Linked DNA regions of Homo sapiens: region 1 is linked to region 2. A link is a contact called in ENCODE Hi-C or POLR2A ChIA-PET data. All regions are on one chromosome and are shown on one strand. Each heading gives the region's core, a stretch centred on a gene start or an enhancer-like site at or near the end of the contact. The rest is flanking DNA. Distances are from core to core; before and after follow the strand shown.

What was found. A loop is a pair of places that touch in the nucleus more often than their neighbours do. ChIA-PET counts read pairs that join two places held with the same protein, here RNA polymerase II (POLR2A). Pooled maps may share reads with other maps.
Region 1: a loop to region 2 is called in a map of transverse colon, with 4 times the contacts of the local background. The contact joins two enhancer-like sites. A Hi-C loop is called at or near these places in 1 of 168 maps with a recorded cell type or tissue (transverse colon) and 1 of 50 pooled maps. POLR2A ChIA-PET finds 5 or more read pairs at or near these places in 1 of 52 experiments (activated CD4-positive, alpha-beta T cell).

What each region holds. Positions count from the first base shown.
Region 1 is chr18:41,935,188-41,938,434 of GRCh38, forward strand. No RefSeq gene overlaps it. Among named protein-coding and RNA genes, the nearest start is that of PIK3C3, 18 kb to the right of the region's middle. Within about 2 kb of position 1,769, at least 2 of the 41 ENCODE cell types and tissues checked have a DNase peak (open chromatin) inside an H3K27ac peak, as active enhancers do.
Region 2 is chr18:41,869,528-41,872,531 of GRCh38, forward strand. No RefSeq gene overlaps it. Among named protein-coding and RNA genes, the nearest start is that of PIK3C3, 84 kb to the right of the region's middle. Within about 2 kb of position 1,469, at least 2 of the 41 ENCODE cell types and tissues checked have a DNase peak (open chromatin) inside an H3K27ac peak, as active enhancers do.

The sequences.
Region 1 (3,247 bases), core at 519-3,018, 66 kb after region 2:
AAGAAAATAAAAATATCTTTGATCTCATTACTGTCAATATTTTGGAATATTCCCTTTCAGTATTTTCTTTTTTTTTGGTCTACCTAGATGCGTTAATCATATAATGTGTACAGTTTTAAATCTTGCTTTTGTCATCTAACACTGTCCTGACCATTTTCTTATGAGATTAAACTTATTAGGAAAATTAATTTTATTGGCAGCAGATTAAAGACAAATCTTAATTTATTTAGACAATCTCTTGTTATTAAACATTTATATTGTTTCCTCATTTTTTTTTACTACTATAAATAGTGCTGCAGAAAGTATAGTTTTTGAACAAATGTTTATATAATTGTGATTATTTTCTTAGAATAGTTTTCTTGCCTTCCAACTTTATTTCTAAGGGTGATCCTAGCTCATAAATTTAATGCCAGTATTTTGGTCTGTTCAGAAAACTTGGAGAAATAGCCAACTTTCTAGTTTTAAACTTTGCAATACACTATAAAAACATATGAATATGTACACAGTTATATTGAAAGAGCTCTGTGTTTCCAGAGCATATTTATATCTTTATTATTAGATGTTTTAATTGAGCTTGTGATTTTTTTCACTAGGCTCAATAATTACTCTTAATTAGTGGTAAATAATTCTTACCTGACGTATCTAATTTTCCCACTGAAATGTGAAGATGGCATTTTACTCTGGATAGCCAACAACATATTTAAAATATACATAAACACATGATTGCTGTTTTTTATTGTTTTTGCAGTTTAAAATCTTTATGGTATTATGAGAAAATATATGCCATGTGAATTCTTTAATAGTCTGTAGGAAAAACACTGCCAAACACAAAATTTGTTTGAGAATAGCCATAGGTAGCACGTAAATCAGTGGAATCTTTAAACATCCTTGGCTTATAAGAACCATAGAGCTTTAAAAATAAGTGAACCTGTTTATCATTGTAAAGAATAATAATTAAGCTTCAGTAGAAAGTGGCACAGGAAGTATCACAAAAGATGAAAAACAAATTGTTTGAATTCAGATGATTTGAAGATAAAAAGAAACTGGTTGTAGGTAAAGTTTTCTAGTTCCTAAAATGTTCAATAGTAGAAAAAATATCGTATAAAAGAGTTTAAAGATTAAATTGCCTTAAATTGCCTTTTCTTCCTTTAGAAAATAGACACAACATGGCTCTTTGTAGCAACAGATCTCTTCTGTAATTGAAATGATAAATAAATAGAGCTGGGCAAAACCGGAGGTGGTTTGGAGTTTGAGCTGAGAGTATTGCATTTACACTTTCCAAGTTTCCTTTCTTAACTTGTGACTCTGGGGCTGAAATAATAATCCTTTTTTTTCTTCTTTAAAATAAATCTTTCCCTGCTTCTAACTACCAGGGGAATATTATGAAAACATTCAGAACTAACATTACAGAACTAACATAGCTAAAAATGGTGCATCAGCATTGTGAAAAGGCCTATAATCCCAGAGAGAGAAAAACTCCAAACATTATGAGCAGTGCAGGGTTCTTTTACTGTTGATCCTGAGAAACAGTAAGTTTGGGGTTCTTGTTGCTCATTTAGCAAAAATAAACTTACAAAAAACAGGAAGGAAAGGAAGGAAGGAAAGGAAGGAAGGAAAGGAAGGAAGGAAAGAAGGAAGGAAGGAAGGAAGGAAGGGAAGGAAAGAAGGAAGGAAGGGAGGGACACATACACAGAAAACCCACATAGAAAACACTTCCTTGTGTTACTGTTCACCTCGATATCTCATGACCAAGTAATCTGTCACACTCACAGGAGGAGAGCTGACATTGGGAAGAACAGAAAGGGGAGGGTGGATAGAATGAGAAACAGAGTACGAACTTGAAGTTTCTGAGGTGTCACTTCCTCCTGTCTGCAGCTTTGTTCATCTGGAGTGGACTACAGAAGGCAGACACCAGTTTTGTTGTTTTGGGGGTTTTTTTTGTTGGCTTTTTTTTTTTTTTAGACAGAGTCTTGCACTGTCGCCCGGGCTGGAGTGCAGTGGCACAATCTCAGCTCACTGCAACTTCTGCCTCCCAGGTTCAAGTGATTTTCCTGCCTCAGCCTCCCAAGTAGCTGGGATTATAGGCACCTGCCACCACGCCCAGCTAATTTTTTGTATTTTTAGTAGAGAAGGGGTTTCACCATGTTGGCCAGGCTGGTCTCAAACTCCTGACCTTGTGATCCACCTGCCGTGGCCTCCCAAAGTGCTGGGATTACAGGCGTGAGCCACCGCGCCAAGCCCAGGCACCAATTTTATTCCACTTGCCTGCCCAGTCAGTGTCGGACTGGGCAGGGAATCACAGTTGAAGTTAAAAAAGCAGATGTCCTTAGAACAATTATGGCAGTTCCCACATACATACACAAAGTTAAATGAAATGCCACCATGTAATCAAGAGTTAGGGCTCCTTTTGGTTTTTAAACTGTAGATTAAAAAGGCCACTGTGCATATCTCTATCCCAGCGTGTACAACTGTCTTTGAAGGGGCTTGTGCTGGTGGGAATTCTTTGTCTCACTGTCTCACCACCCGGTTATGAGCTCCTCCAGAGTTTCCTCCAATCCCTAAGACCTTGCAGAGTGCCTGGCATGTGACAAGTATTCAACAATAATTACAATTGCCAATACTTATCGAGCAACTGACTCTCAAATTTTATGTTAAATAATTTTACATGGATAATAAACAGAAGAATTTTAAAAAATTAAGTAACTTGCCCAGGATCACTAGCTATTTGAGGCAGGCCTAGCCCCAGGAGCCAGGCTCTTGACAATCAATAATGTATCCCACGTTTGTTGACTGAATATGGGAAAGTCTCTTGATCTCTCCCCATTGTGATAACAAGTTGTGACTATAGATAACTGATATTTTTAATAGAGGAAGCTAAAATAATCTTTCCTTTCACTATTATCAAAACAAGTTAGGACTTAAGATTCTGAAAAGTTGCCTTAGACCTTGTTCCTGCCCTCTAAGGAAGCTAGAATCCAGGGCACTTAATTATGGGAGGCACAAATACATAAAGGGCACACTGTCTGAAGAATGGAGGCATTACTGTAATATAATAATGAACCATAAACTAATATTCAGGGAGCCTTACTTTTCAAGTTACACCGAAAACTATAGCAAGAACCGCTAATACACCCACATACATATAGGCGCACATATGTATACATGTATGTAAATGTATATGTGTGTGTATACACATTGAGAGAGAAAGAGGAGCATTGTTGATGAGTGTCCTTAGGGAGGAATCCAT
Region 2 (3,004 bases), core at 219-2,718:
ATTCTGCACACAAAGACTCTGGGGAGGGGGACGATGGGGTGGAGAACAGAACACAGTCTTGGAGAGGGAAAAGAGATTATTTTCAGGTCAACTGAACAGTAGCTTTCAGAAGCAGGCCATTGTTTGAATTGTGTTTCATGATATTGATTATGAACCGTCCTCCGCCATTCTTTGCCTTTTTGGTCAGGCTCTGCCTGTCCTACTGGAAATGGGAGGCAGTGTGTCCTGGAGCTGTGCTGTGTTTTTTTCTTAAATGTGACGAGCCCGTTGGGAGGACAAAGTCTTATATGGTCTGAAAATATATTTTTAATAGGTCATTGTCTAGTTAAGGGGAATTAGCTAAATATGTGTATCTCTGCAGACTAGAAATCAAAAGCAAATCAGAGTGAACAAAATGATAGAACAATATGAATTGTGTACTAGTTATATGAATGTTAAAGACTTATAAAACAAATGATTTTCAAAACTAGCTGAGAATACACACACATCAAACTCACAAATGTGATTCCCTCTGTCAAGGAAGACAAAGGACTAGAATTGAAACTGGAATCAAAGATGAAAGTAAGCTTTTTCTTATTATTCTAATTTTCGTTTTTAAAAAGAAGAATCAAAATTCACAAATCACTTATATAATGATTTTTTTAAAAAAAGATAGAAATCAATGTATCCTTCTGTTTTGCTTTTTTTCTTTCCAAAATTACAAAGAGGAGTTGGCATGAGGTACTTATTGTTTCAATCCACTTCACATCTGTATATGACATTCAAGAACTGTTCTTCGATAAAACATACAGGCTCTTGATTCTGAGATTGTATCTAAATGCATCCTGTTTCAATGTGGAGACAGGTTTGAACCTGCCTTCCCTAATTCTGCTAATGAGGCAGCAGGAATCTGGCTCTATTTAGGGAGCAGTGGCTTCTTCTTCAAGTCCACCCTCAGCCAAGAAGCCCATTGGCCTGTGTCCATCCACCAGGGCTCAACTTCCTTTTATTTTTGTGTTTTACGTTTACCTTTATTCACAAGCAGCATATTTCAAAACAATAATTTTAAAATATTTTTGAATGCTGCAGACATTCAAAAATGAAAACAACAATTTAAAATTATATATTATTCTCCAGTTACAAAGTATGTTTACATCCATTATTTTATTTTATTTCATTATCATCATACACTCTAAAATGTACTAAGGTCAGCATTATTTTACCCATTTTGCAAACAAAAAAAAAAAAATGAGGCCCCAAAACCATCAGTAACTTCTTCTAAATCATATCCATAGTAGTAAGGACTAGAGTTCAAACCTTCCCATTCTAAACTGTCAATCCATCTATCCATTCATTCATTTAACAAACATTTATTAAGCTCCCTCTCCATAGGCTCTTTTCTATAATTCTTTTCAGTGTATCTGGTAATTGTGTTTCCATAAGTCTTTATTCTGTCAATATGAGCTACAGTTATAGGCTATGTGATTCATTGCTGTTTCATTTCCTGTGCCTCATCCTTCAACCCACCTGCTCAATTATAAAGTCCTTGAGTAATTCTATAGTTTAAGACATAAACTTTTTTTCACATCCCACAAGGCTTAACATAGTTCTGGATAAATGCAGAAAACCACTGTTTCTTGCTTAACCAATTTATGGATTATTCTACAGATATAAAAGCCTAGATGTTAAAAGAATAACCCAAAGAGCTCCAATTATGATAAGGAGATAGAACCAAACACCCTAATATCCCATCTGCTCCAGAGATATGGAGCAGCTACTAGAACCCAAAAGCTGATGGAAGCTTCAGAAAACATCCTCGGTCTCTATATTACCCTAGGAACTATTCTAAGTTTCTCAGTTTCAGTCCTATGTAGAGCTTGTTATATAACATTGAAAACACAATCAGACAAGACCTTTGGATTAGGGAAAAAAGTTAAAGAACACATCGTTGTCATTTATTAACTGGTGTTTAGTGAGCCCTTATTACATGCACAATGTATTAGACGATCCCGTGAATAAACAAAGTGCATGGACACTTTTCTTCTTCTCAATGTAAATTGCACTTTACAGTTTATATGTTATCTCATTTCAAACTTTATAGTCCAGCATGGCAGTGATATGCTTGAGTTCTGAATCAGACATTCTAAATTTAAATCCTGGCTCTACCACATTCCAGCTGTGTGACCTCCGGCGATTTGCTTAATCTCACCAAGGCTCAATTTCTTAATTTGAACAACAATGATAATAGGGTTCTAGGGAAGATTAAATGTGATAATTCATGTAAAGCACTTAACACAGTATCTGGCACAGAGAAAACCCTCAATAAATGTTAGCTATTTCTATTATCATCTTTACAACTACCCTTCGAGGTAAATAGGCCCACATTATTTGTATATGAAAGAGAAAATCTGGGCTGAGAGAAATTATGTTAGTTGCAAAGGGTAACAGTGCTAGTAAAGGCCATCAACTCCAGGCATTCTTACTTGCCTGGTGCCAGCCCCATATCACACAGTCCCCTAACAGCATAAGTGAGGAAAAAACACACAAATGTTGGGAAATGTACAAATATTGAAGATGATTGAAGGAAATATGACTGTCCCTTGCTAGCTGAGCACTCCTCTGCTGTAATTAACATCTGATCTGCTACTTTACCAACAGATGAACACCCACTTGGCATTAGGAAGCTGTCTATTTAAGCTTATTTTTTTCATCTATGCCAGTTATCTGTATTTTAATTTCACACAAAGTTTGATTGTTGGTTTTTTGACATCACCCTGTGCCTTCAGATTGAAGTAAATAATACAAACACATATTCAAAGAATAAATGTTGATTCATTGATGTGCCCAGAAGAATTGTGAAGGAGGCACAACTTATCTCCAGACCCACCACATCCTCCAGACTTAGTCATCAAACTTTACTGAGCATCAGAATCACAAATTCTTGGGCCCATCTCATAGGTTCTGATTCAGTAGGTTTAAGGTGGATCCTGAGAATTTGCATTTCTAACAGGTTTCCAGATGACCC